3 separate regions of the Mus musculus genome follow, and all the other regions are linked to region 1. The links are chromatin loops, found by intact Hi-C in ENCODE. Cell type or tissue: heart. All regions are shown on one strand. Links, peaks and the distances in the headings refer to the core of each region. The heading gives the core; the rest is flanking DNA. Region 1 holds the start of Nepro (nucleolus and neural progenitor protein). Region 2 overlaps BC016579 (cDNA sequence, BC016579). Region 3 has its middle 70 kb from the start of Ccdc80.

What was found. A loop is a pair of places that touch in the nucleus more often than their neighbours do. Peaks named below come from ENCODE experiments on the same cell type or tissue, not always from the same donor. Only the 100,000 strongest peaks of a DNase experiment are listed, where the experiment ranks them.
Region 2: it touches region 1 in a loop (3-fold over the local background); 2 of 42 quality-filtered maps call a loop at or near these places.
Region 3: it touches region 1 in a loop (2.4-fold over the local background); 3 of 42 quality-filtered maps call a loop at or near these places.

What each region holds. Positions count from the first base shown.
Region 1 is chr16:44,720,498-44,730,566 of GRCm38, reverse strand. Nepro (nucleolus and neural progenitor protein) reads right to left here and starts at 6,266. Exons shown (of 9, transcript NM_145972.4): 1 at 6,099-6,266; 2 at 3,385-3,539; 3 at 1,246-1,325; 4 at 854-985; 5 at 370-447. The coding sequence starts at 6,204. Gm30445 (a long non-coding RNA gene) reads left to right here and starts at 9,904. Exons shown (of 2, transcript XR_003951853.1): 1 at 9,904-10,000. In heart, for the core only: a CTCF peak has its summit at 4,546 (motif pointing left); DNase peaks (open chromatin) are centred at 4,536, 5,076 and 6,046; H3K4me3 peaks cover 2,144 bases; H3K27ac peaks cover 1,672 bases.
Region 2 is chr16:45,625,271-45,635,339 of GRCm38, reverse strand. BC016579 (cDNA sequence, BC016579) reads left to right here. Exons shown (of 6, transcript NM_145389.2): 4 at 2,289-2,359; 5 at 5,757-5,938; 6 at 7,030-8,492. The coding sequence ends at 7,034. Among named protein-coding and RNA genes, the nearest start is that of Gcsam, 20 kb to the right of the region's middle. In heart, for the core only: CTCF peaks have their summits at 4,566 and 4,782 (motif pointing right); no DNase peak of the experiment used is centred there.
Region 3 is chr16:45,018,671-45,028,739 of GRCm38, reverse strand. It overlaps a transcript of Cd200r3 not described here. Among named protein-coding and RNA genes, the nearest start is that of Ccdc80, 70 kb to the left of the region's middle. In heart, for the core only: a CTCF peak has its summit at 4,610 (motif pointing right); a DNase peak (open chromatin) is centred at 4,649.

The DNA of each region.
Region 1 (10,069 bases), core at 2,726-6,725:
AACCAGTTGTCAGAAAGAACCAAGATATGGCCAGCCCAGGAACAGCAGCTTTTTCAAAAGCCTACTGCAATATTACTACTGCCAACATTATTTGTTGTTGTTATCATTATTATTATTATTTACTATTATTATAGTTCCTAGGTCCTAGAAAATCACTTTCTGAGCTACTCAGAGTCAAGGTGAAGGTTTCAGAAGAAAAGCCCTCTGACATAACTATCCAGCTAACAATGTGAAAATCAACTGTCATGGGAAGAAAGGGAAGGCTGCACCTTCAGATCCCAGGGCAAGAGTGTGAAACGAAACTGTGTGAACTCTAACAAGAAACTTGTGTTGGATAAAGATGAAACAGAATGCAGAATGTGAACGTACCATAGCCTGCTCACCAGTCCAACCATCACAAGGTTCAAAATAATGAATTCCTTTAGCCCTAAGTGCTTCACAGTCAACCTGAGGAATATGTTAAGGTGGAAAAAATAAAACCAAGGGAATTTAAGATTTGTAAGTTACAATTAGGAAAGAATTTATAAGAAAGTTTTGAAGATATTAAAGCCCTAACATGGCAATAAAGTCACATTACACTAAAAGCAAAACTATCTATTCTACTAGAGCTCCTATTGTTAGTTAGTTTCTGGGAGTAAGAATTTCTAAAGACCAAGCTCTTGGAGTACTTGCTAGGTAGAGACACAGAGTCCCTGGCCCCAGCCACAACAGCAATTGCTGGAAGAGGAGCCAAAAGGCAAAGTGTTGAGAATCCCCACAGGTTACAGTGCCTTAAGAACACAGCATTTGAACAGAAGCCAAATAGACCCAAACAGCTTCCAGTCAAGAGAAGGCGTCCTGTAGTCAAGGATACAGAAATGCCTTGCAGCAGCAGTCCAGCAAGCGCAGTAACAACTTGCAGCCTCCCAAAACCTTCATCAGCACCACCTCCACCACCGGCTGGCTGGGGACGACGCGGTTTTCTGTAGCTCCAGGCTGAGTTGCACTTGACATACACAGAAAGAACGTGACTGTCATTTTCCAAACACAGCATCTCTGCAGCAGTATGCAGCCTGAGGTGGCTATGCCCACTGTTCTTTCACTGCAACCTATGAGTCCCATTTCAGTGTCCCACCAGTCCCTCCCATCAGTCAACAGGCTCCCCTCATTAACACGCAACATGTACATCTTTGCATAGCTGATTATATTTCACCACCAAGCAGAGAATACCAAAGGGTGCTCCAGACAGAGCAATGGACCACCTACTTGGCAGACAACAACTGTGACAGGTCTTCAATTGAGCCCTCCAAATTCATATGTTTCAAACGCTTTAAGCACTGTTCTACCTGAAGGAGGAAACACAGCTCAAATTAGTATGTGTACATACAGCAGTCTCACAGATACGACCAAGAGTGCAAAGAAGCAAAGCATTTCATGGTATGGAAATAGCCACATAAGGCCTTCCCATTTAAGGCCAAGGAAACCCAAATCCCAAAACAATTTCACCAACCCAACAAATTTCTCAATTCAAGAAAGTTACTACATGCCAAATGTACTTGATGCTGTAAAGTGACCAAAATGAATGTAAGTCTCAACATTCTAATTTGTTGAGGGAGCACATTTATAGCTGGGAGCCTAATAAAACAAGAAAGCAAATTCTTAACTCAGTTTCAACAGTCTATAAGCACCAAAAATGAAGAAAGTGACTTAGTCAGAGTAACTACAATGAACACCTACTATGTGCAAGATATGCTAGGCAATAAGTATATGATACACTCCAGTTTATAGTAATAAAGATAGGTAGACAGATCAAGTACTTAACTACATGCTGAAATGGATATGCTTTATTTAACACTGCAATCCCCCCTTCTCTGCTTTTCCCTATAGCACTTCTTACCAGTTGGTATACCAGTTATTGACTGGCTGGCCGGCTGTCTGCCCTTTTCTCCAAACTATACTATAAACTCCCCATCGAGAAGAGAACTTGTCCGTTTTGTTCACGAGTGTGATCCAGTTATTAGAACGGGTTAGTAGGTTCTTGTGGGGGGGGGGGGGAGAAATCCATGTAGAATACAAAAACCTGTATGAATTCTCTAGCTGTCAGGAACGCCCACCATAGGTGCTCCCTGGACTGCACCAACATGGCAAAGGATTATGGGAATTGATCCTGGTCAGAGCTGTTATATTTTCAGAGCTACATATATACTGCTGAAAACTAGTCACACTTATGGGCTCTACCTCAGCATAGCTCGGTCCTTAAATTCACTGGGGCTGGCTTTTTAATGTCCAAGTCTGGACACCATCTTTTCAGATAGTTATTAACAGCCCAAGACAGTAACACTTGGAAAATAGTGAGTAAAATATGATTTGGGGGCGGGGAAGGGAGGAAGGGGAGGAACATCAGCAAGGAAGCTAGTAAATAAGTTTGATCCTGGATTCAAAAACCTAGGTAAAAGCTGCCCTAGAAGAAAATTTAGGGAAAGACCATGATCCTCTTTGACAAGGGAATCTTCATCTCTTGGGCCTTAAGCAGTAGGAGTCTAGCTAACCAGAAAGAGTATGTCTGTATAGTGAGAAACTCTGTCTTTTTCATAGCTGTAGATCCAACGCACTGCCAACAGAGAACTTTGAGAAAAATAAGTAAACACTGGAAAGATGGCTGTGTCACACAGCGCCCAGCATGCTGAGCTTTTAAAGGTACCTGCAGCGTTACCTAAGTGGCCACATGAACGGTACATGCAGAAGCCAGCTTCAGCAGCTCTCTGCCATGTTACAGTCCTGGAGCTCAAAGTCACAGTGTTTTCTTAATCTAAAATGTACATGAAACCATTCTACACCACAACTTACCATAAACCCACTTACACCAGCACACTGCTGATTAGATTATGACTCCAAAGGAGTAAACCACAACCCTAAACCACAACTGTTTTCTTTTTTAAGATTTTAGGGTTTAAATTAGTTTACTTTTGAACTAGGCAAAGGCACTGTTAGACTGTACATAGAGAAAGTTAAACTGGAAAGAATCAAAATACACTTGTTTGCTTGCCTGCTTGCTTGTTTCATTTGAGACAAGGTCTCTCTACATTGCCCTGGCTGTGCTGGAACTCACTACATAGACCAGACTGGTCTCAAACTCATAGAGATCCACCTACCTCTGTCTCCAAGTGCTGAGATTAAAGATGTGAACCACCACACCCAGCTTTGAAACATGCTCAATTATAAATTACTTTTTGAAATGATTTTGGAAAAATCAAAGACCAAAAAAGCTAAAATGTAATTGTATCTTAGAGGCTGAAACATCAAAACAATATATGAACTTTGCATGAGTAACAAACTAGTAAGTGGCAGTGTGAGCCTCATGTCCCTCAGTACCCGGCTATATGTGGAGCACAGAGCTCCCCTCACCTGTCTGAGGGCCAAATGGGGCTTGTGGTGGCCCAACCTGTTGTGATTGCTGTAGAGAACTGAGCATAACACATCTACTTCCGCATCCAAGGTCTGGCTCTTGAGTGACTGTGTGACAAGGTGGCACCCTTTAGTGACAGCTGCAGTGCAGATATCTAAAGCAGAGACAGTTAAAACGAGACTCAGTATGCAATCCTATACTTACTGCACCCACCGGATGAGAAACACACTAAAACAGTCTACCTCATTTGCTTTAAAGAACTCAAAACACAAACTGGCCTCAACTATAAAAATTAAGGATTCTACGAAAGACACTGGAAAAATGAGGGCAGGTGATCAATAAGGGAACATGTGTTAAATATTAACATGTGTCTGTCTTTACATCACTTTTTACCGTGACTGTGAGTAATAGACTGCTTTTACAGCTATCATTTGGTGTGCACTTACACCCCGAATATCAAAAAGCCTGGCCATGTTCCATCTATCTATAAACCCCTCACTTTGCTCTGCAGGTGAGCAAGACAGCATGCATACAATTACAGCCTTCAAAGGCAAAGGAACTGTATTTGGATACAACTTTTTTCTCTTTTTTAAGATTTACTTATTTTATGAGGACACTGTAGCTGTCCTCAGACACACCAGAAGAGGGCATCCAGCACCATTTCAGATGGTTGTGAGCCACCATGTGGTTGCTGGGAACTGAACTCGGGACCTCTGAAAGAGCAGTCTGCTCTTAACTACTGAGCCATCTCTCCTGCCCCATGAATACCACATTTTGATAAGAATATACAATACATTCAGCCCTCTACCTGTGAGCACCATCTGTGTATTCAAGCAACCTCACACTGAATATAGCCCCCCAAAATTCCATCTGTAATGTCATATTGTATAGGATTTCATAAGCAAAGTAGATAGTGTTAATGTATACAGAAAGATAGGTCCTACTGCAAATACTATCTACCATGTTATATAGACTCGAGCATGTACACATTTCTTTATAAGGAAGGATTCCTAGAGCCAATCCTCTGTGGATATCAATGGGAAACTACATCCAGAAAAGAGAAACCACCAGGGCCACTGGAAATTGTATTATGTAACTGAATGGTTATACAAATGTTTCCTAATCGGAACATGAGCAGCTGGGAAGCAGGCGTCAGGCTCCATCTGGTGGCTCAGAAAGGAAACACAAGCATTCTAAGTGAAAAGCTCTGTCCTATCTGGAGAAATTAAATCAGCTACCTGGGTGATGAGGAGTTGGTGAATTTCCCATAGTAATCTGTTTTTAAAATTGTGACTAAGGAATTAGAAAGAACTTAAAACTGCGTAGGAAAGATAGATGGGAAGAGGGGTGAGAATACTCGATAGGTTGTACTTAGTTAACAATTACCAAATGTGTCTGTAATGACAGCTACGGTCATTTGACTGTCAAACCAGGCACTGTTACAAATGCTTCGTGGTATCAACCTTTTCATTTCCCCAATATGGCCAAGAAGCTGGTACTATTTTTTATCCCCATTTTTGACTGGGGTAAAACCTGTCTTAGAAATAACAAAAAGTAACTGACAGTCATAGGACCAAAAGCAGCTTCAAAAACAAAAAGTTGGATGTAACCGTGAAAACTACAGTATTTCGTAGCTGTGTCTCCCGGTAGCTGAATGTCCCTTCGTGATTAAACATCCTTCAAGCTTAGGTAGGCTGCTCTCGCTCTGGCGCACACCTTTAATCCCAGCACTGGGGAGGCAGAGGCAGGGGGACTTCTAAGTTCAAGGCCAGCCTGGTCTACAGAGTGAGTTCCAGGAAAGCCAGGGCTACACAGAAAACTCAGTCTCAAAAAACAAAAACAACAACAAAAAACTAAGGCAACCCAGGTATTAACTCACAATTCGAAAGACCCCCACCTCATTATAATATTTAGGTTTGAATATTTTATTACGTTTTGGGGGGGTCGGGGTTGTAGCACAGCATTAAATCCAGGGGGAGATGTAGAACATATTACTTGCAGAAGTTGGTTCTCGCTTTTTACCACGTGAATCCTGAGAATCCTCATTTCGGCTTGGCCATACGCATGGGCCCATCTTTTCGTCCCACCCACCCAATAGGCTTTTCTAAAGGATCATGGGAAGAACGTTCCAAACGAGAGCCGGCCCGTGATTTGGGAGCGGGTAAATCAAATCGCCCGATCCCTCTTATATGGTTAACACCTCCACAGCATATATACTAACAAACTAAATTAAAACTCACAACACAGACCCCACCCCCACACACATCTCTTTGCGAGTCCCTGTTTTCTAAACAAACTGCTCTAACTATCTCATTTTTCCCCACTTGAGAAGAACCGAGAGACCAGAGTAACTCCCTCGCCCAGTAAGGGGAAAACGAGCTCTTGTATTTTAGAGACAAGCCGGAGGTCCGAAGCCCCGGCGTACGGTACTTGGGTGACAGCCCCGATCCTTGGGGACAGCACAGGACCCAGGCAGCGTTTGGGGGCTACACATGCAGGGCCGGGACTAGTCGTGCTCTCCTGTTCCAGCACAGTCACGGCGAAGCCCAGGCGCTTGCCAGCAATCCTCATGCCACACTATCCAGGCCGGACCTTCCGCCTGGCGCTCCCCTTCCCGGCGTGCCCCGCGCTCAGGAAGTCCCACCCCGTCCCACGTGAGCCCGCCCGCCGGTTCCCGGAGACACGCTAGGACTTCCTTGCCGGCCACACTCACCCAGGGTGGCGCTGGGGTCCCGCACGGTCAGCGTGCTGCAGTTCCCCGCCTGGGGGATCCTCACGCGGTTCCACGGCTCCGCACCCGGCCGCACCGCAGCGGCCATCTCGAGCGGCGTGGGAGGGCCGGGGAAGGCCGAGCGGAGCGTGAGCGAGTTGAGCGGCCTGGGCAGGAGAGGGAGGGAGGGAGGGGACGAGGGCGGAGCGGGGCGGGCCGGAGGTGTGGGGCCCGCCCCGGGGCGGAGTCACGGCCCGTTAGACCCGCTGGGAAAGGAGAAACGTGTTAGAGTATTCTGAGGCTCCTACATTTTTAGAGCAACTTCGAAGCTATGCATTTTACTGATGGATCCGAGTGAGGCCCAGCCTTTTAACTCTTACTCGGATATTTTGAAAAGAAGAACTCGCATCATATCAGCAAATGTGACATTCGTCACGTAGTCACGATTTATTTGGAGTAGTCAAGGAAAACTATATAGCTTGGATATAGCTCAACTTCAATAATTACAAAAAACCCAGAGGTTGTCTTGACCACCCATTATCACCGTCATTTTCTCCGACAAAATATTCCAGGCTCTGCTGGTTCTGATCACTGATTACTGGTGATTGTTCGTTTTAAGTCCTTGGGGCCTTCTTGCTTCTGTTCATAAGGTTTCTTTCGCAGGGTGGAGAGGAGCAGTTGGTGGGCATTAAGTGAGACTGCCAAGTTGCTTCATTATGTCTGCGGATTACCATATATTATCCCAAAAAGGTAATTTCTTCAGACCTCAGTGTGCTTGGGGGTAAAGACTTCTTAGAACAGTGCCTGCTGTACAAATTTTTACTCTTACTAGACGTATTTAACGCAAGTAATCTTGCCCTACTGAGATGCTCTCTGTCCTGTGTGTTCCTTACAGATAATTGCTCGTTTTTGTTTTTGTTTTTTTGTTTTTTTTTTTTTTCTGTTTTTTTGGGTTTTTCGAGACAGGGTTTCTCTGTATAGCCCTAGCTGTCCTGGAACTCACTCTGTAGACCAGGCTGGCCTTGAACTCAGAAATCCTCCTGCCTCTGCCTCCCAAGTGCTGGGATTAAAGGCGTGTGCCACCACTGCCCAGCTTAATTGCTCTTTCATTTGAACCATTTTGAAACAATCTCACTTCTTCAGTCAGCTCTGGGATCACTATCTTTAATAACACTTCGTAAACTATCCTCACACCATAACGACTTAAATGCCCCTCTAATGCACTACCAAATTACCTGTGTGTTAGTTTCCTATTTGGGCTGTAACATATTACCACAGACTTAACAGAATCAACATAATGTTTCTGGACTTGTGGAAGACAGAAGATATTTTAGTTGGAGATGTGTCGTGTGTGCACGTTGGAGGCTAAGGGTAGTGGTCAGGGTCTTCCTTTACCACTACCCACCTTTGCTTCTGAGTCAGGCTCTCCCGCTGATCCTGGAACTCAGTGTTTGGTGATCAGTCCCCAGAGGCATCCCTTCTCCATCCCAACCCTCTGAAACGCCTTCCTAGCCCCAGTTCAGTCTTACTGAGCTAAAATTAGCTGTTTAATGGGCTGTTTCCTTCTGAGGGCTTTAAAGAAGAGTTTCCTTGACTTTTCCAGACTTTTAGTGGTTGCTGCATTCTTTGGCACATGTCCACATCCTCCATGTTCAAAGTCACTACAATAGCATCCTGCAATATCTCCCCCTGTTCAGAGACAAGGAGAGATAGACTCAAGTGTTTAAGTAAAATAATCCACTTGAACATTAAAAAAGCTGTATTATGAGCCAGAAAGAAAAGATAAGGCAGCTGTAGACAGAGATATATTTGTGATGCAATGATAGAGATAAGGAACGAAAGAATGAGAGGTCTGTGTTTTCCTAAAGGAAGATTCACGGTCATAATGAAGAATAGAGAGAAGGGAATGGTGTTCTATATTCTATGAGCAATACATACTGAAATTGAAGCTTCTAGGAACTGGGCACATGGAAGAAGTACAGGATAGTTTTTAAGTCATGCTTGGAAAACTTGTAGACTCTAGAGAAGGACTCATAGACACAGATGGCCACCAAATATGTAAAACCTTACATACCTTAATAATCCAAGAAATGAGTATTACAATAACTGTGAGGTACTATTAAATAGAAAAAATGATGTCCTTTGTTACTGCATGCATGTGCGTGTTCATATATAGACACACATACACAGTCTCTTTTGTATTCCTTAAAATGAGAAATAAGCCTGGCTTGGTTTCACACATGTAATCTTAGCACTCAGACTGGGTAAAGTGGATTTCCTTGAGTTTGGGTTACAATCTGGACTACATAGCAAGAAAGCAGAAAATAGGAAATTATAGTGATTGCACTATAACCTTGTAAGAAATTTGTTGTTTTCTAATAGTTTGATAGTAGAATTTTCTCCCTCTAAGAATTTTATGCTGATATCAAATATTTAAAGCAAATATTAAAAATGGAATTGTATTGGCTAAGGGTGATGATAGGCCCTGCCATTAAGGCCTGCTGCTCTAGTTCCCATGGATTGTTCCAAAGCCCATACTTGAGAATGGTTTGAAATCCTAAGTGTAAATAAATATGAGCAATATTTATATATAATATAAATAATATCTATAATATAAATAATATTAAAATAGATAATAAGTAATGTTATATGTTACATTATGGTAGGTTTTTTAAAGAGTTTATTTTATTCTATCCAATGTCTACTGGTGTTTTGCCTGGAGAGAGAGAGAGAGAGAGAGAGAGAGAGAGAGAGAGAGAGAGAGAGAGAGAGAGAGGGAGGGAGAGAGAGAGAGAGAGGGAGAGAGGGAGAGAGAAGAGAGTGCATTTCATTCTGCCTGATGCCCATGGCAGTGAGAAGAGGGCCTTGAATTCCGTGGAAGTGGAGTAGCAGATGCTTGTGAGCCACCATGTGGGTGCTGACAACTGTACCCAGGCCCTCTGCAAGAGCAGCAAGTGTGCCCAACTATGGGCTCCTCTCACCAGTCCCCTAAGACTTTTCTTCTTTTTTTTTTTTAAGATTTTATTTATTTATTATATGTACACTGTAGCTATCTTCAGACATTTCAGAAGAGGGCATCAGATCTCGTTACAGATGATTGTGAATCACAATGTGGTTGCTGGGATTTGAACTGAGCCACCCTCCCCCTTTGTTTGGTTTCGTTTCCTTTCATATGGGGTTTTTGTTTGTTTGTTTTTTGTTTTTCGAACGGGTTTCTCTTTGTAGCCCTGCCTGTCCTGGAACTTACTCTGTAGACCAGGCTGGCCTTGAACTAAAAAACCTGCCTGCCTCTGCCTCCCAAGTGCTGGGATTAAAGGCGTGCACCACCACTGCCTACCCCTAAAATATTTTCGAAAGGAGTTTAGAAAACTGTAATCTGTTGAGGTTATACATTTATACATGTGGAATGCTCTAGAAAATCCTTAAAGGGTAGTAACAGTGATCAGTTTTCATCAGTAAGACAGACTTTTTTCTTCATTGACTTTTTATTTTCTATTTTAAAACTGAGAAATTATTACAATGTTGAGGGAAAAAATGCTTTAATACTAAAAAAAAAAAAAAACAAAGAAAAACACTGAAGACTGTGTGTGTGTGTGTGTGTGTGTGTGTGAGAGAGAGAGAGAGAGACAGAGAGAGAGAGAGAGACACTCTGATCTTATGAGGCAGTATATTCAGAGGCACATACTTTCAGGACTCTTCATTAAGGCTCTAATCCTATTTCTCTCACCGCAGTGCATGTTATACCACTATGGGCCACTAGAGGAGGATAACTTCAAATGAGACTACCTTTCTGCTCCCTTATTTTTAGTTAACAACATTGTTCTTCGTTGTACTGGCAGTTGATCCCTGACTCTTTCTTACTAGATCCCAGAAGCACCCACAGTAGTACCAGCAGTGCCTCCTTGGTGAGTTCCCTTTCACTAAGGGGCTCTAACGGATAAGATATTTGGAACCAGAGGTGGTCCCAGGGAACA
Region 2 (10,069 bases), core at 2,447-6,446, 910 kb before region 1:
TTGCATTCTGTGTAGGATCTGGACTTTAGGACCCTGAGATGTATCTTATGCATAAATCTTGAATGTAATTTTAAGTATAAAAGCAAGTCTTTTAAAAACATTACTTTATTCATTTACATTCCAAATGTTGTCCTCCTCCCAGTCCCCCCTCCCAGAGTTCTTTATCCCATCTCCTTTGTCTTTGAGAGGGTGCCCCTCCACTCACCCATCCACCCATTCCCTACAACTCTGCCCTTGGCATCCCCCTTTCCTGGAGCACCAAGTCTCTTCAGAATTAGGCATATCCTCTCCCACTGAGACCAGATAGGCCAGCCCTATACTACATATGTACCTGGAGCCACAGACCAGCCCATGTATGCTCTTTGGTTGGTGGCTTAGTCTCTAGGAGCTCCAGGTTATTTGACACCATTGCTCTTTCTATGGGGTTGCCATCCTTCAATCCCTACCATAGCTCTTCCATAGGTGTCCCTGAACTCAGGCCAATGGTTGGCTATAAGTATCTGCCTTCTATCTCAGTCAGCTGCTGGTAGAGCCTCTCAGAGGACAGCCATGCTTAGTGTCAGGGTTTGGTGCCTGCCCATGGGATGCATTCCAGGTTGGACCAGTCACTCAATGGCCTTTCCTTTAATCTCTGCTCAATTTGGGCACAATGGCAAATATCTGTGATATTAGCTACTCAAGAGCAGGAAGATACTGGAGTTTAAAACCAACCTGAGCAAGATAGTGAGACCATTTCTGATGAGAAAAAAAAAAACAGCTCTTAAAAGATTGCATAGAATATAATACATTTTATTTGCATAAAAACATAAACACCATGTCTTTATGATTCTATAAGGAAAGAATAATTTTTAAATATAAATGAAGAAAGGATATGTACCAATGTCAGGCGATGGCTAGTACCGAGGAATGGAGGAATAATGTTCTCAATTTTTAACTTATAGACCACTTTTGGTGGTGTGAAAGGCGATATATACAGCCTTTCATGTTTTGGCTTTGAGGACAATATATAGACAAATTTCATGAGTTTATCACCTTGTTATAAAATGGGCTTTATGCTAGGTGGATCTGCCTAATTGTAGGCTAATGAAAGAAAGTGTTTTGAGCCAAGCGACAGTGTTGAGTATATTAGATGTAGTAAATGAATTTCTACTGTTTTAAATTAGCATACAATGTAACAGGTTTCCTTAGTATTCTCACATACACAGTTTTGTCAGTTCACACCGCCAGCTCCTCTCCTGTCTCCTAGCCACAATCCCTGATGTACTCTTCTGTCCCCAGACTGCCCCCCTCCATTTTCACATGTCCAGTGATCTCTTAGCCTCACCATCCCCTCCCTCTTAAAGATTCATTTGCCCAATCTCATAGGCCTCTTTGGTTGTGTGTCCTCTACCTATCCTTACTTCATCATTTGTATATTTTTGATCATTTCAATCTATTAATTAGTTTACTAGGAACTGCATTGCAGACTGTGAAGTTACTGCACAGCAAAATGTGAAGGCATAAAGCCTAGGTGGAGAACCATGGGCATCATCATGTTTTTAGAATGCAATTTTGCTGAAAAACCTCCATATCTTGGCAACTTCATCATTTGTTCCTTTGTCCGGGGGAGTGATAGACCTGACAATCAGGATAGATATTCCCCTAACAAGGACATTTTGAAGAAGAGAGAAAAAAGCCCAGGGCCAGTGATGCCCTGGTACTGAGTGCCTTGTGCTGAAGGGATCCCTCCCCATTTTATCCCCTGCCCTAGCAGTTAATGGTGCTTCTATGAGTTCCTGCTGAGCATTGTTGACCATAGCACCACTAAGGATACCAAGTGTATGCTCAACTTATAAGTCAAGTTGAGAATTCCCAGTGAGTCACTTGGGCCTTATCAATGAGTTCATTTTAACTTTTTTTTTTTTTGACCGAGTCTAACTATGTTGCATTGGTTGACCTAGAACTCATTGTCAAACCAACCAACCAACCAAAAACAAACAAACAAAAAACCAAGCCAGTCTTACCTTGAACTTACCCACTTCTTCAGCTTTGGGAATGCTGGGATTACAGACACGTGCATGGCTGTCAGGGAGACTCAACTAGTTAGACCATTTAGATCTCACTTGAGTGTTGAGTTGAGCTTTGATTTGTGGTCAGCTTACACTTTTTTTCCTCTTCCTCCAGAACCCCAAACCAGTGAATTCCTAGCCAGAGTGAATTCTCCTTTGTCCTGAATCCATTTGCTTCCATGGGTGCTATGTAAGATGATCCTCAGTGACATGTGTGTTCTTTTCTTGTTGTGTGTTTAGCTCACGGACACGTATAGACAGTCCCCATCTCTGAGTCGTTTTTTCACTTCTGCTGATATCTTGGATTTCAGGTAAGAGCTCAGATCTTTACATCTTGCCATCTTTCTCAGAAGATCACCTACTCACCTACCCAGCTTATCTCCATTCACCCCCAATGATCTCCCTGAGCTTTGCAGCAGGAGAAGACTTGGGAGTAAAAAACACAGTGTCACGCTGCAGTGGTGCAGGGCAACATCTTAGCTCGGAAAAGCAGAAAGAAGGAAATCGTGGACTAATTATGTGATTCAATTATGGTCACCCTCAGAGAGGAAAAGCATGTCTATCCAAGAGAAACATTTCTGTTTAACAATAGATACAGAAATCAATTCAGGGCAGAAATAAACACAAATCTCAGAGAGGGACATGATTTATGTGCTGCAGCGGTGACTCAGGGGTGACTGGCCTCACACAACATTACGAACATAAAAAATGCACCTGTCTCTCCTGTCTCCTTTCTTTAGTGCTACCACCAATGATGAATAACACTCACCCCTACAAAATTAACAACTCTGCTTGCCTTCATTTTTTTGTCTGTGCATATATTTACTATATTCAGTGTCCATGTATGTATACATACAGTTTTTAAAAATATTTTTATTAAATATTTTACATACAGTTTTTTTTTAATTTCAATAAATTTAATAGTTTGAACCAGTCAAAAGATACACACATTTGTGTGTGTGTCTGTTTGTGTAAAGGAAGTATAAGTAGTAATTTAATAAATGATTCTTTTTATTACTGAGATTACTGAAAATACTTTAAATAAGATTTATATGAGAAAGCCTTATTGTCAATTGTTCCTAGGGTGTCACTGGGAGGTAGTGATCAAAGTTAACATTATATGTTGTGATTCTCCCACTTAAATCATAATACCAGTAGATCCGAGAGAGGAGCATGTAGCATCAGTGGTAACTTGATGAGATAGGACAAGAAAGGACCTGAAGTTTGATGTTGTCTTCCTTCTTCAGATGTCTCTTGCTGCCCAATGGGGACCCTACTGTCTTTAGTCATAAGTCACTGGCACAAATATGGGTGTAGGAACGGGAACATTGGATAGTTGGATCTCACATACTTTGCTCTATCCATGTGACACGTTTTTCTGTTTGAAGACTATAGTAGAGCTGTAGTGGAGCCACTATGAGCATACTGGGTGTTTCCAAGAATCTGCCCTTGCTATGGATATAAAGGATCTGAACTTAGCATTCAATAGGTGGGAGTAGACACAGGGAAAACCCACAAAAAGACTAAGTAAAACAGGTCTAGAAATTAGGCCAAGGATTAGTGTTAGAGAATTTTTTAAAAATTTATTTGTGGGGTGGGAGGCTGATAAGACTGCTCAGCTATTGAGAACACTTCCTGTTCTTCCAGGGGACCTGTGTTCCGTTCCCAGGACCCATGTTTAGCAGCTCACAAACTCTTATTTGACTCCAGCCCAGGGAATCTAGCAACCCTTCTCTCTCTCTCTCTCTCTCTCTCTCTCTCTCTCATACACACATGAGATAGAGAGATTTTTAAAATATATTTTCTAAATAATAAAAAAACCAAGAACTTTAGTACTTCAGATAAAGAACTGTCAGTGTGTGTGTGTGTGTGGGGGGGGGCAGTCAGTCTCATATAGCTCAAACTCATGTAACCACGGTTGACTTGAAATCTGGTCCTCCTGCCTGCACACGCTGGGCTTACAGGCTTGTGCCATTGTGTCAGGTTTTCTTGAATCCAGGGTTTCAAGCCTGCTAGGCAAACAATCCACTAACTGAGCCTCCACTGCCAAGCCCCCACGTTTTTAATGTTTATTTAGAATTTTCAAAACCATCACATCTAAAATGATGTCCTTGCACATGTAAAAAAAATATTCCTATGCTCAGCGCATGCATTTGTGTCTACAGAGAGGTCCAGAACGGGCTCACCAGCACCGGAAAGTACCTCTTGCTGTGTCAGTTGCTAGATCTACTCCAGGGGTACGCTGCTGTGGAAAAGTCCACAGAAAAAATACCTCCTTCAAATGGCTACCTTTTATAAATCTACCAGGGGAGACAGGGGTGGTAGAGGCAAGAGAGACAGGGACAGTGTACTCAGACTGGGTCAGACACCTTGATATTCTCACTTAGCTTTCAGCTTGATTTTCTGAACATCCACTCAAGACCTGCTTCATCAGTTAGTCCAGATCCTTAGCAGTGGGTATGCAGAATTGCTGCCTGCCCGCCTGTGCCTGTCCGTCCTCCTGAGTGATAAATCGCTGTGCTAATGATACCTGCAAACTAGGCTAGCTGGATTGAAGCTTGAAAATGGGCTTTTAACACCACCTTTAGTGGCACCATGGTAACTGGGTCTGGTCAGAGTCTCAATTTACGCTGTAATTTATTTGGTTCATAGGGCTTGGCACAGTTTTTTGCTATATGGGAGAGTTTGCAAACCTGTACTATAAAATGTACAGTCATTGACCTATGTGACATCTGGCCTCCAGAGGGAGCTCTTTGCCTATCCTTGGCATCGCAGTGGCCTGATTAACTCTGGAGAGACCAAAGCATCTATAAATCTCTCTCTAAAAGAATCTCTCTGATGTGCCCTCCTGTTAATTTGTTTTTTATTATTGCTGAGCCTAATCTGGGCCATCTTGACCAAAGCAATAGAAGAATTAAATGTTACTTGTGAAAGATTAAATGTTGAGGAAGCCACTTAAGCTACTAATTTAGGACAGACCTATAATTATCTTCACTGTAAAAAAATTTAGAAAAGTGTGTACTGAAAGATGAAAGGGTTAGAGCCTCCTCGGAGATGAAAATTCCTGAGATCGCATTACTAAGAGATTTTTAAAAATGATCATCGTGCCGTCAGGAGCTCTGGAAGTGCACATGAAGGAGTATCTCCCCAAACAAACAATGCACAGGTCATTCTCTGGGAGATCAAGAGGTAGGGAGTTGATAAGGTTGCCAGACCATCATGATTTTATAGGTTAAGTGGTTAAACTTGGGGGAGGCTAGGATCAAAGTGTGTGTGTGAAAACCTATGAAATAATAAATAAATAAACATTTTTAAAGGAGCTCATTAAGTATCCCCAGTGTGTACATGTAGTGGCAGCATTGGAAACGTGAAGACAGGGATGGAGGAGGGGCTTCCGGGCTCGCCACACAGCAGGAAAGCTAATATCAGATGGGTGCTATGCCAACGCTCACTCTTTCTTTATAATAGTTGGATTGTGTCCCTCCCTTCCAAGGCCACTCTCTGCAGTCCCCTAAAGTGTGAGCAGATGGCGTGGTTGTGTGATGGCCACAGGAGGATGGCTCGAGGGCAGTGAGTTCTCCTGGGCTAGTGTGTCCTCTGAAGCTGGTTCCAGGAAGATGTGGAGCCAAAGAAATATTAATGCTGAGATTGGTGTCTGAGTCTTGATATGTTTCTGCTTCTTCGTTATAATGTCTGTTTGATTTTCAGTGTTGAAAATGCCACGGTAACCTATCACTTGCAGTTTGGAGTTCCATCTGAAGATGATGACTTTATGAAATACATGATGAGTGAAGAGTTGGTGCTCGGCATCATGCGACAGAGCTTCCACGATAAGAACATATCTACCTGTGAGAGTCTCGGGCTTGACCCAGAATCTCTCTTGCTCTATGGTAAGTAGGAAAAGCCAAGAAGCAGGTCCTGTAGTGATGGACAACTTGGTATGGCAGTGTTGGTGTCTTGTATTGTGTCAAATCAAGTAACTCTTCACTCTTGCACAAACTGATCTCTTGCTCTGGAGTTCACATCCTGTATGCAGACGGAGCAGTGAGAAAATACTATGGAAAAATAAAAAAGGCCACCGTCCCAAAGAACCTCTCTGCAGAGCAGCAGAATGTCTGCCAGGATCTATATGAACACCTCCACCCAAGCCAACCACCTCCCACAATATCCCTCATCAGTTTCTCCTGGCGCACTGATGGTGATTTGAGGGGCTAACACTTGACAGTTATTGTCACAGGAGATTACAAAGAGGGGCCAAATGTTAAAATGCCCTCATCATCTAAGAGGCTACATCAACATGTTTATCATGAATCACAGCACAATAAGTGAGCATCCAATAAACATTATTTGACTTTTGAAGAGTATTCAGCATACACACACACACACACACACACACACACACACACACATATATGTGTGTGTGTGTGTGTGTGTGTGTATGTATTTGTGCATGCATACAGAGAGTGAAATTTTTCTATTCAGAATTGATGACGTTTCCAATTTGGTCTAAGATTATATACTCAGACTCTATGACACCATATGTAAATACAAATGTCCAGAGTAATTTCTTTGGCTTTTGAAAATTAGTGACCAGCCTAGTTTCACTTCTGCTGCTGTGATAAAAACACAATTTCAGGCTCCATTTTGTTCCTGCGGGGAATTCAGGGATGCAGGAACTTGAAGTTTCTAGTCACGTCATAACTACAGTCAAGAGCCAAAGGGAAAGAAATGCTTCCGGGCTTCATGCTCAGCCATTCTCTATACTCTGACACAATCCAGAGCTCCAGGCTCGGGAATGTTCCTGCCCACTTTCAGATTGAGTCTTCTCATATCAACCAAGGCAATCAGCAGTCCCCCACTGTCACATCCACAGGCCAATCTGACCTAGGCAATCCCTCATCGAGATTCTTTGCCCAGGTGACTCTAGTTTGGATCAAACTAAGCACACAGTGACTTTGATTTGCCTTTGTTTTCTTTTTAGAATGAAGTGATGGGGGTGGTCTGCGTCGGAAAGCTCTGCTGAGTCTCAGATGGAAAACAATTCAGAAGGGAATCTAGCAGTGACCGGAAGGAGGAGACAGTTCTTCCACCGATTCTACGCAGATGTGAAGTCTGCGTCCATCACAGAACAGCAGACTGAGAGCTGTCCCCGCTGGGTGCAGGAGCTAGAGGTCTGGGGTGAATCTACGATCCCACATGAGATCCCCACTGCCTTTGAAGCACTGGCTGCTTCTACTAGCACATGCATGCTTTTCCTGGGTTGCAGAGATAAGCATCTGGCTTTGTTTTAGGCAGGTTCTGTTAACCCCAGCTGATGGGGTGAATCCAAGCTGCATCAGGGTAGCCAAGGGGAGGAGGTAGATGGACCAGTTGTTTACTGAAGCCCTCTCCCCACTCACAAGTACATCTGATGGACCCCTGAGCCAGGGCAAGAGGAAAAGGAAGGCGACTCCAAGACCTAAGGAGTGTAGGTCTTCACCTAACTCTACCACCTATACCTGACAGTTGAGCTCAGTCAGGCGTATCGTGGAGTATTATATAGAGAAAGATGATTGATGTGTCTTAATTGTTTCTCATCTTTGCATTGTTGCTGAGATGACTATCTTTTTAAAAAACAAACAAACAAACAAACAAACAAACAAACAAACATATCTCTTTGAGTTTTGGCCAGGGTGCCTCTTTTAAGATTGCCACTCATGTGGGTTATTATTGTTATTGTTATTATTATTATTATTATTGAAGTCATCAAAGGATCATTAAGACTACTTAAATTTCTGCTACTGATACCACACACCAGCTTTGTGTTACCTGGTATCACCAGGATTCCTGTAGGACTCAATTTCTTGAGATGTTTGCGTGTCTTCCTGCAGATGATCGCTAAGCAGAGAATTTCTGTCCTTTTGAAACTGTCCAAAACAGTATGCAAGTCCCTTGGAGGGACAGAAGGAAGCTACTGACTGTATCAGTCACCTATGGATATAGATTGCCTGTCATAAGACAACAGAATATTTGTTTTGTTGGGGAAATTGCCTTCCTGGAAATTTTCTGGGAGAGTTAGTCTCATTGTTGTATAATGAGAAATTCCCTAGTCTGATACCTCAGATAGATGAGGCATGGATACAGGTCATTATGGCAGGCAGCTGTGTATGAATATGTGTCAATTATAGGGTCTGAACAATGTGAACTTGCTTTCTTATTTAATTATTATATACTATAGTAATATAGCACAATGATAATTGCTGCATTTTAACTTATTGATTACACTTTCAGGTTAGTTCCTTAAATTCCAAAAACAGGTGGATTTTTCTTCTTCCTTATTTTATTTTATTTTTACATGTTAACTGCGATCTCTCATGTGCCTTTACTATTTTTTTTAAGAAGTAACAAAGAATTTTAATATATAACGATCTACAAACATTTACAATAAATTATTTTTGCAACTGGGTTGTTTTCTCATCTGCCTCTTGGGTCTTACCTCATTAAGACAGTGCAGTTAGTTAGGGGATAGAAGCGATTGTGCGCATGTGTGAGGAAGATGAAGCCAGGTTGGACCAGGTTGGGCTGGGGTTGACTGTGCCCTCCTCTCATTTTCGGGAAGAGTGGGAGGAGCCTATTCCTACCTTCTTTCTCTGCAGTGCTTTTTAGGCACAGAGTGTTACACTCAATCTGCAATGTCCCCCATAGGCTTATGCGTTAAACATTTGTTTCACAGTTAGTGATACTGTCCCGGGAGGCTGTATAACCTTTAGCGGGTGGGGCTCGCTAATATAAGGAGACTGCCAGAGGAAATCAATTGAGGTTATGGCCCAGTCAGGTTGGTCCAAGCTTTAGTCTCTGTTTCCCAGTCGACCAAAATGTGGACTTTCCTGCTGTGTTCTCGCTGCTGTAAGTCCACCGTGCTTTCTGATTCATCATGGAATGAGACCATGAATCAAAGTAAACCTATCTCCCATGAAATTGCCCTTGGGTGGGGCTGGAAGGGTGGGTCTGTTCGAATCTGGGTACGGGCTTGGTTTGTTCCCTTCTCTTTAGGGAAACACTAACATGTAAGTACCTTAGTTTTGATTTTGACCACTGGGTCACAGAGAAGAATTTCCAAGGTATGAATTTTGGGTGCAATATGTTATGGTTAACGCGAAGCATACTGAGATGTTTGGGAAAACAATTTTATGCACATATACACTGTTTTGTTCTAGAAGATAAGTTTTGTGGTCACCACACATCTTGATGACAGGAATAACACCGGGTTCATCCTAAGATTTGAACAAGTATCTGTGAAATAATTGAAGGTTTTAGGATGAAGCTCTGTTGCTTTCTGAAGTCATTCGGCTCTGGGTAGAACACTTGTCCTGTTTTCAACAAAATTTCTAGCCATGTGCCCAACTCCTTTTGGTTTGCAATTTAATTTTTTTCTATATATTTTTAATCTTTAAAAATCTTTATTTATTTAATTTTATTTATGTGTACTTGAGTGTATTTATTTATTTATTTATTTATCTGTGCTTGAGCATATTATATGCACCACATGTGTTCAGTAGTTGGAGGAGATCAGATGAGGGCATCAGATCTCCTGGAACTGGAGTTATAGGCAGTTGTGGGTGCCACAATGATGCTGGGACAGACGCCAGGTCATCTGCAGGAGCAGCAAGCACCTTTAGTCACGGAGCCATCTTTCTGGCCACCTGTAGATCTTTTTTTGAGTCATGTGGTTTTTTTTTTTTCTTTCTTTGCATGCATGCATAGATGATACCAGTGAAGAAGACAGAAAAAGAAGTTGCTAATGTTATAAGATAAACAGGACCTGTGTGTATGGAACAGGAAGCAGCAGAGAAAAAAAAATAGCCAGGTTTAACTGTAAACAATACAGACACACTGTCAAATTTGTGAACTTCAGAGGCTAGGTTTGGAAAACAACAGCCACATGCAGCAAGAGAAAGCCTCTTTTCCCCTGTAGGCTCTGCTGCTGACCTGGAAATGCAACTGTTTCCCCTCACCCCACACCATGCCTTCCATCCCATTTT
Region 3 (10,069 bases), core at 2,121-6,120, 300 kb before region 1:
CCCTCTCTTATAACTCATGACCACAGCCCTCAGATCACACACACACACACACACACACACACACACACACATCCCACCACCACCACCACCACTACTTCTTTCTATATTTCAGCTTCCATCATCAGACATGTCTTCAAATCCTATATTTTGTGGAACTCTTGCATGCATGAAGGCACCTAAACAGTTTTCTCTCCTGACAATATGCTCTATGCCAATTTAGATTGTATCATGGGCAAAAAGCCTGGGAAGGAATGAGGAGGCCATTTCTTCCCCCCTAAAAGTATTCTTTCTTCCCAATGGCTAAGGCAGAACCCATCTGAAATGAACTTCATATGGTCTATTTTCAAGAGAAATTCAGAGAATTTCTTTTTTTAATTAGATATTTTCTTCATTTACATTTCCAATGCTATCCCAAAAGTCCCCCCTACCCCCCCAACCCCCCTACCCACCCACTCCCACTTCTTGGCCCTGGCATTTTCCTGTACTGAGGCATATAAAGTTTGCAATACAGATGGGCCTCTCTTTTCAATGATGGCTGACTAGGCCATTTTCTGATACATATGCAGCTAGAAACACGAGCTCTGGGAGGGGGGGTACTGGTTAGTTCATATTGTTGTTCCACCTATAGGGTTGCAGACCCCTTCAGCTCCTTGGGTACTTTCTCTAGTTCCTCCACTGGGGGCCCTGTGTTCCATCCAATAGCTGACTGTGAGCATCCACTTCTGTGTTTGCTAGGCCCCAGCATAGTCTCACAAGAGATAGCTATATCTGAGTCCTTTCAGCAAAATCTTGCTAGTGTATGCAATGGTGTCAGTGTCTGGAGGCTGATTATGGGATGGATCCCCGGGTATGGCAGTCTCTAGATGGTCCATGGAAGGAGTTACAGAGACAAAGTTTGGAGCAGAGAATTTCTTTATGACCAGACCTGGGAGCAGAGAGTCCAGAGTGACCTAAAACCCTTCCATTTTTCTTTAGTTCAAAGGACCTCGGTGTTGAATTTTCTAGGCCTTCACATTGCAAGCAGAGTAGAGTAAAACAACACAAATATGTTACTTTACACCTCTGAATGACAGAGTCTACAATGGGTCTCATTATGCTTAAATTAAGTACAGAAAATCCAGCTTCTTGTTTCTCAAGGCCACTGGCATTTCTTGAATTCTTTCTACATATCCAGAGTGAGCAGTGCAGTAAGTTCAAATCTCTTCTTCCTATCTATCTATCTATCTATCTATCTATCTATCTATCTATCTATCTATCTATCTCTGAGAACACCTATGACCCCCTTTTCACTTCAAAAGGTCTTTGTGGTTATCATGAAACCCCAAAATACATCTTGAGAGATACATTGGTTTGACTTATATCAAGATGGCTAGTCAGAGAAACTGCACACCACTACATAGTCAGTGATATATCCTGTCTGCCCAGAGAAGATTTTTTTGGAGACTGGAGTCTGAGAGTTGGCCTTGGAATACTTCATCTGTAGAAGGAGATTGCTTTGTTCTTCGTGCACACCCCATTCCACCCTCGAAGTCTTAGGTCACTTCCATTGCCCTGGAAGCTAAAACTTGTCTCTTGCTTAGCTCTGGATCAGATTGGGCCACCATGGCCTCTTTGGATCTTGTGCTGAATTCATGTGCTTCCCATGTTTAGTGTATAAGTTCGTATGTTCTTCTTCCCTAATGCGCTACACAGACCCAAGGTGGGGGGGAGTGAATATAAAACTACCCTACTTTACACTGGTTCCTCTTGGATAACCCAATAAATGTTTTGTATCTTAAAGTCAATAGATTAGTAAACTTAATTCTATCTTTAAGCTTTAAAACCTCTTATTTTTCTCACCTTATAAGTAGCTTTCTTTAAAGATGTGGCTCCTGATGGGTTGACCACAGTCCAGTGGATGTCTTCACAGTCATTAGCATAAGTTGAACTCAGTGGGTTATTAAAATAAGGAGATGTGAAGTTAGGAGGTTGAAGCATGAACCTAGGAGGAGGTGAAGTTGGAGAGAGGGTGCATATGGACAAAACACATCATATGAATGCATGAATTCTCAAAGAATTAAGACAAACACAACATAACTAACAACAAATCTGTAAGTCCTATCCTCTGAGAGGTGAAGTTGAGTCCAACGTTTCACAACCACTCTTGTTTGGCAGCCGGTGAATTAAATTGTTTCTTTTCAGCAGAACTTTTATTGTTGAAAGACGGTTCTATTACAGTTCATTGCCTGATAGCTATTAAATAGTTCTACATCAATGAACAAGTTCAGTTTTGTATTGATGATTGCCTATGCCTATGTTTGTTTTTCAGATTCTCTTTAAATTGATCTTAACATCTTACTCTTTCCTTAATTTTTATGTAATTCATTATTTGAATCTTTGTGTTCATTATATATTGAGACTCAATCTCACCACTTGTCCTTGCCTAGCCTTGAATTTGTTATGTAGACTAGATTACCCACAAATGTTCAGAAATCCTCCCATGTCTCCCAAGTGTCAGAATCCCAGGGTGTGTCGGTTTTACCTTTAAAAGTTGATTTTAACATCCTTGAAATCACCCAGCAACCAAAAACTACCTGTCAATCACCAGGAGCTGTAAGCTTTCTTTGTGGTACATTCCAGCAAACAATAATTTTGTGAGTGTTAGTAGAAATATCCCCTGAAAGGAAGGTTTCATTTTAAAATAAACTGAAGAGATATTTTATTTACCAATCCCCCTTTGGTGTCTGTTTTGGGTGTAAATATTCTTTAGAAAGTCTTATTCTAGGCTCTAGGATCCTTGTGAACTGTTGACAGATCCATGACCGAAATCTTCATACAATACCGAGCTCATATCAGGAAAGATATTTATTGTCTTAATTCTTTTCAATTAACTTTACAACCTCAAAATGTCCTTAATTATTTGTGGTTAAAGTATGTGAATCCAGTTGGGTTGCAGGTAGGCTTTAAACTGTCCAAGTGTGAGTATAAAATGAAGAACCTCAAAAACTAATTTTCAGTGTCTGATACCACAGCTTCCTTGTAGCTAAGGGCCCAGAAGCTAGTGGTTAAATGACCTTTAAGGGGCCATCCATTGTCTGTTGCTATCAAGTGAGGTACACGCTGCTTTTTATGTGTAATATGACCATCTTATTACAACACAAACCAAACCACGGAGATAAAAGGACACTTGTTCAATGTATACAGCACAGGAATCGTTGCATCGTCACTGAGGCCCATGTGGCAGGAAGCGACATGAAACACAGGCACCCAGGCCCTTATCTGATTGGGGCCAGGCACCACAAGTCAGAGTTCAGAAGTTTAGTATTTTAGAGAAACTGACAGGTCATGTACTTTACACCGCTCCTAGTAGGAAGTGTGTACCCTGACATGCCTACATTACTATACATTATAATGCTTTTAGATTATTATAATATACTACAGTCTTGATGGAAAACTGGGCTATGTCTTGTTACTCTAAAGTATGAATATGTCTATCATAAAAAAATAAGGTATTTGGGGAGATGGAGAGTTGGCTCAGCATTTACAAATGCTTGCTCTCCAATCATGATGACAGAATGGGATTCTAGCACCCACATAAACAGCTTGGCTTTCTGCAAAGGTGCGTGACTCAATCCCTGAGGGAATCTAATAATCTCTTCTACCTCTACATGCCAGTGCTCATACACATACACACACCTACTCACATGAGCACACACAGACACAAATACACACAAATAAATTAAATTTCATTGTGAAATATAAAGTATTTTGCTGTCAAATGAATCTTGAAACAGCTTCCATGGTCAGCACTGAGGATTCTGGCTCCTTGGTTTTAGACTTGAGCAGTCCACTTTCTTTCTTTCATTTATTTATTTATTTATTTGGGTATTTATTTCATTTACATTTCCAATGCTATCCCAAAAGTCCCCCACACGCTCCCCCACCCACTCCCCCACCCACCCACTCTCACTTCTTGGCCCTGTCGTTCCCCTGTACTGAGGCATATAAAATTTGCACAACCAAAGGGCCTCTCTTTCCACTGATGGCCGACTAGGCCATTTTCTGATTTATATGCAGTTAGAGACACGAGCTCCGGGGTACTGGTTAGTTCATATTGTTGTTCCACCTATAGGGTTGCAGATCCCTTTAGCTCCTTGGATACTTTCTCTAGCTCCTCCATTGGGGGCCTTGTGCTCCATGCAATAGCTGACTGTGGGCATCCACTTCTGTGTTTGCTAGGCCCCAGCATAGTCTCACAAGAGACAGCTCTATCTGGGTCCTTTCAGCAAAATCTTGCTAGTGTATGCAATGGTGTCAGCGTTTGGAAGCTGATTATGGGATGGATCTCCGGATATGGCAGTCTCTAGATGGTCCATCCTTTCATCACAGCTCCAAACTTTGTCTCTGTAACTCCTTCCATGGGTGTTTTGTTCCCAATTCTAAGAAGGGGCAAAGTGTCCACACTTTGTTCTTTGTTCTTGAGTTTCGTGTGTTTAGCAAATTGTATCTTATATCTTGGGTATCCTAAGTTTCTAGGCTAATATCCACTTATCAGTGAGTACATGTGAGCAGTCCACTTTCTAACTAGTGCAGTTTTGGGTCACTCAGGGTAGAATAGATTTAGCCCCTAGGGGGAGCTCCAGGCCTCTGGTTCCATCTCATTGCTGCCACGCCCCTCATATCAACCCATAGGCCAAGGCAACCATCCAGGCATGCCAACAGTAGCTTTTAGTGGACCACCCCCAAAAGACTGCAGTCTCTTTACTGGTGTATTGTTTTTGTTTGTTTGTGTCGAAAATCTTTCTTCTACACATATGGCACGATGGATGGCCAGGAAATTGATTGTTTCCTGGCTCATTTTAGATACTAATGTCCCATAGAACTTAAGATGTTGCAGGCTGCCTCTCCCCTTTCCTTGGTAGGGAGGCTTTTGTGTCTTCCTTCCTTGTCATCAGCGTGGTACAACAGTGAAGTCAGAGGCTCTGACTTGAACTCAAAGAGGTGCCGGGATGTGGGGGATACGGGGTGTTGGATGTGGGGGTTGGGGTGGAAAGCCTTCACTAAATGAAGCAGACACCTCTGCATGCTTTGCCTGTCTTGTCAGGACACACTATTGAACTTTAGGGTAAAAATTTACATAACCAAACTTGAATTGCTGGCCTTTCCCTCTACGGTTGTTTCCCACATGAATTTTGGGGGGAGAGATGGCTATAGCAAGGTTATTTCCTAGTTCCCCACACACTGTCTCCTCATTCAAAAACAACTTTTAAACTATAGTTGGGGCTGGAGAGATGGCTCAGCAGTTGAAAGTACTTGCTGTTCCTGCAGATGACCCAAATTCAGTTCCCAGGACTTACACGTGGACTCCCAACCATCTGTAACTTCAGTTCTAAAGAACCCAATGCCCTCTTCTGGCCTCTGAATCAGGCACATATATAATACACATACACATGGGCTGGCAAACACTTGTACACATATAATGATTTTAAAAATTCATCATTTAAAACACACACTTATCTAACATTTATACTCACTAATCAGTTGTTGAAAATAAAAGAAACCTCGTAGAGAAATTACATTAAACAGAGAATTACTTATTGGCAAGGGTATTTCTTGGATCACTTTCAAGGATATGAATCTTTATAAATTTTTTTTTTTGAGATTTGGTCTTGATCTGTTGCAAAGGTTATCACCAAATTCACGTTGTAGTCTCGTTATGATATTAATCATCTTGCTGTAATCTCCTGAGTGCTTAGATTAGAAGCATATACCATGTGCAAACACTTCACTGAAGTACCCAAATTTTTATAAATACTCCAAATCTTTTAACTTGAACATTTTAGACCTCAGAATATCAGTTTATGTAACTGAGAAGTTAAGTATCTTTTCGTTAAAGATTTGTTTATTTTAAAATTTTTTGTGTATACATTTTCTGCCTGCATGCATGTTTGTGAACCATGTATGTACCTGGTCCCCACTGAAGAGAGAAGCCATGTGATAGCCTGGAAACGGAGTTACAAATGGCTGTGAGGTGCTATGTGGGTGCTGGGAACTGAACCTGGGTCCTCTGATGTTAATTTTAAAACAGAATCACTAAATATGGCTTAGGAAGTTCAAGTATTGAACTATGTGCTAATAAATAAACAATATTCCTGTTTTGGTTTCTTCTCTGTTCCCGTCTTAAAACACTGACCAAAAGCAAATAAAGGGTTTATCTGGATTACAGCCTATAGTATATCACCGAGAAGCCAGAGCAGCAACACAAGACAGGAACCTGAAGGCAGAACCTGAAACAAGCCATGGAGAAATGCTGCTTACTGGATTGACCGCCACAGCTTGCTCAGCTTGTTTTTTTATATATCCCAGACCCACTTGCACAGGGATGGCATGGGCCCCAGTGGGCTGGACACTCTCACATCAACCATCAATTAAGAAAATGGCCACAGACACGCCCACAGGACAATCTGATGGAGGCATTTCTCACCTGAGTTTTCCTCTTTTCAGCTTACTGTGGTTTTTGTCAACCTGACGATAACTAAGCAGCGCAATTCCCAATCAGGAAAATAAACAAACCCATGCACACGTGCACTTGCCTAGGTGTGCACTCTCTTGCTTCTGATTACATTTCAGCCCTTAACTCCTTCCATTTACATCTTGAACTTGTTTGCTTTTATACTTTCTATGTGGTCACATTTATAGAAATCTTTTGGTTTTTTTTCTGAAGGCAGTTCATAGTGTCCATTTACACCGTACCAGCTTAGCTTCAGAGGGTAACTTTGCACCCACATTGAATACACACACCCCTGAACAATTGCAATGACATAGGCATCAGCCAATAAAGACAGATGCTGGCTTCCAACTGCAAATTGCACGGTGCTAGGCCACACAGTTAAAGTCCCATCGTGGTAGGTATACCTCTTGTAAGAGTTTATTGATTCTATTTCAGCCTCTATTACTGTTCCATACTTGGCTCAGTTGTGAATGCATCTTCACACAGCCCTAAGGGCACAGTCAGAGAAAACATGTGTTGCAGTAATAATGAATCAGAAGACAGAAGTATAAACTAAACTGATGCTGATGCCTTCTGAAGTACATACAGGAAGGAAGGAGCTATTCTCTGTGGAAGCTGATAATCTGCCTCTGAAAGACAGGGTGTGGCCTCTAAGAACCTGTTCTTGTAAAACAGACCAGACTTACAAGGCTGCATCAAGCCTCCAGCTCAAAAAGAATTGCTGCTAGCCTCTTTCAAATTTTCCTTTCTAGAAAGCACCAAAAAGGTACTTCTTAAGCTTACTGAGTGTAACCTCCTGCTGTAGCAACATAGGAACCCAAAAATACACATTTCATTCAAATATCTTGGAGCTTTCTGAACTGTGGACTACATGCTTTTAGTACATGGCATGGATTATCTAACTTAGAGGTCTGTTCTGTACACATGAGTTCATAATACCACCTCTTCACCAAGCAGGAAAATCTACATATGGCTCTATCAGACACCCTAACTATCAGGGGAGAGAAAGAACTGAGACCATAGAGTCAGTACAGGAAGTTGCAGACAATAGCAAAGCTACACACAGACTTAGAAGAATGGTCTCTGAACAAAACTGGGGCAACTCAAAGCTGCCACCCTAACTGTTCTGCTGACTTATAAGGATGACCAGGCACTGTCACAACTTCCATTTCAAAAGCACATAATATTGTCACCAGGAAAATATTAAAACAACATTCTACTCTATGCAGGGGAAATATAGGCCACTTCACCTCAACAATACTTAAAGCATATAGAAGGGTTTTCTGATGGATATGAATGTAACTTAGTGGGGGAAAGTTGGTGGTCTCATTGGTTGGCCATTTTCTGTTCTGTAAAGCATGGGCTGGCTGGTGTTAGATAAAATCCCCCCTTCCTAGGTCTCTAGGCAGTGAGCCCAAACTCTCCAGTGTGGAGAACCTCTCCCTTCTAGCCCGTTCTATGATCTTTATGTGCTCACTCTCGGCTCATCTTTGTAGGTTCAAAGCCAGCTCTGAACTTATTTTGATTTCAATTTCAATCAATTGCAGATCTCCTTACTCAGCTTTATAAAAAACATTTGTATGCTACAGCCACGGACACTCGCACTTTACTAAAAACCTTACACAGATTACATTAGAATATTTTTCAGCTAGGAGTCACAATAACCATGTCTGTAATCTGTACATGGAGAAGGGAAGTCGATTATTTTTCAGTTGTAGACTTGGCAACTTAAAAGCAACTTGTTGTTAACCCTAGAAGTTTGGTAGGCACCATTCTGCATCCCGCTTTTGACCCGTTATGTGATAAGATGATGGATTCTGACCTGCTGATTAGCAATGCAGGACCAAATGCAAACTCTTAAAACTCACATCACCTGTTACCAAGATAATGTTGGGTTTTACCTTGAAAATCATGGTCATGAGTCAGCTCATTTTAATCTTTGTTCATTCACAGTAGAAATGATAATGATTACATTTTATTTATGCTCACTGGGAGCTTACACCCTATCTCAAGTCTCACAGATGAGCTGACAAGGTGGGAAGGGCCAGGACTGAACTGAAGGTCTAGTTCCTGGGTGGTGATTGTGAAGAAATTGCTTCCTATCTTTGAGCATAATTTTTCTTAACTGAAGCAAATGGATGATAGATAATGTTTAAATTGCAGGTTGAGCACTTGGTAAAACGAATGAATGAGAATTATGGCAAGTGCTCAACATTTTTTATGTATCCTATTTAAATATGTATTTATTAAAGCTACAAGTAAATGTTCATGCCTCCCAAAGGAAGAAAGTGTTTACACACACACACACACACAAATGAATATCAGAATAAATGAATAGGAACAGGTACAGAGTAACTTTGAAGGCATATGGAGCTGTACCTAGAAGAATACAACCTTGCCAATCTATCCTTACTACATAGTATTACATTATTATTATTATTATTATTATTATTATTTATGCGTTACATGGGCTCTCCTAGACTGAATCAAACAATAGACTTTTGTGCTATTTATATTCTTCCAGTTCATTTAATCAAAACTTTTCCCTCAACAAACTTGCATATGGTGTTCCATTGTTCCAAGCAATGGGTAATTATCATATTCTGGGTCCTCACTCAGCTTCTCCTTTTTTCCCACAAGGCTCCTTAGATAAACATGAGCCCCAGAGTGGAAACCAGACACAATTTCTTCTACATCTCAAATCAGAGACCCTGACCTAGGTGTATCTTTCCTTCTCGCCATTCTCTTTCCTTCTTGTGCTCACTCATGATGCATAGTTATAGGCTCAATGACAACTTTGTATAGATTTTGAAAACCTCACTTTCAATTGCTTATTGATATCCTTAAAAAGCCTTATTAAAGGCATGTTTCTTTTCCTGTTAGGCAGTGTAAGACTGCTGACAGCAGAAACACACTTAAGCAAACTGGTCGGAGTTCACAAGAACTCAGCGAATCATAAAAACAGAACACCACCAAACCTACAAAACAAGTAAAATTTTTAGGAACCTAACTATCTCTCATCAAAATCTCCACAAAATGAAGACCGTGAATCAATGTGCAAGTCCAACCTAGAGAAGGTTTTCCATAGCCACCCAACTGTGCGCTTCACACATTTGGAGAGAAATGCAGGATTTCCTGTTAGGTATTGTGGTTTTAGTTGTTTAGTTGATGTGATCATCCAGGCCCAGCCTTCCTCATGTTGTAAGACAGGAAAACACAGAAACCAATAAAGATGTTTCAAATCACTTGATTATCTACTGATTCTCATTTATGAGAATCAGACATCTGAGAACACTGCAGGATGCAACCCTTTGAGCAAAAGGCCTTGAAAGAACATGCTGTTGCAGCTTCAAATCAGATGTTGAGCAAGACATGGAGGCTTGTAACTTTTGTCTGGATACAGCAGTTGGTACTGTATGGGAAGCTCTGGCAAATGAGGACTCTGAAGAGCCAGAGTCTCAGGAACCAACCAGGGTTCAGAGTGGGGACACATGCCTCTTAGGGGGATTGTCAACACAAGAAGCTTGATGTTAGCCTTGTTGAGATCATGGAGAAGTTAGGGCATGGAGTCTGTTTATG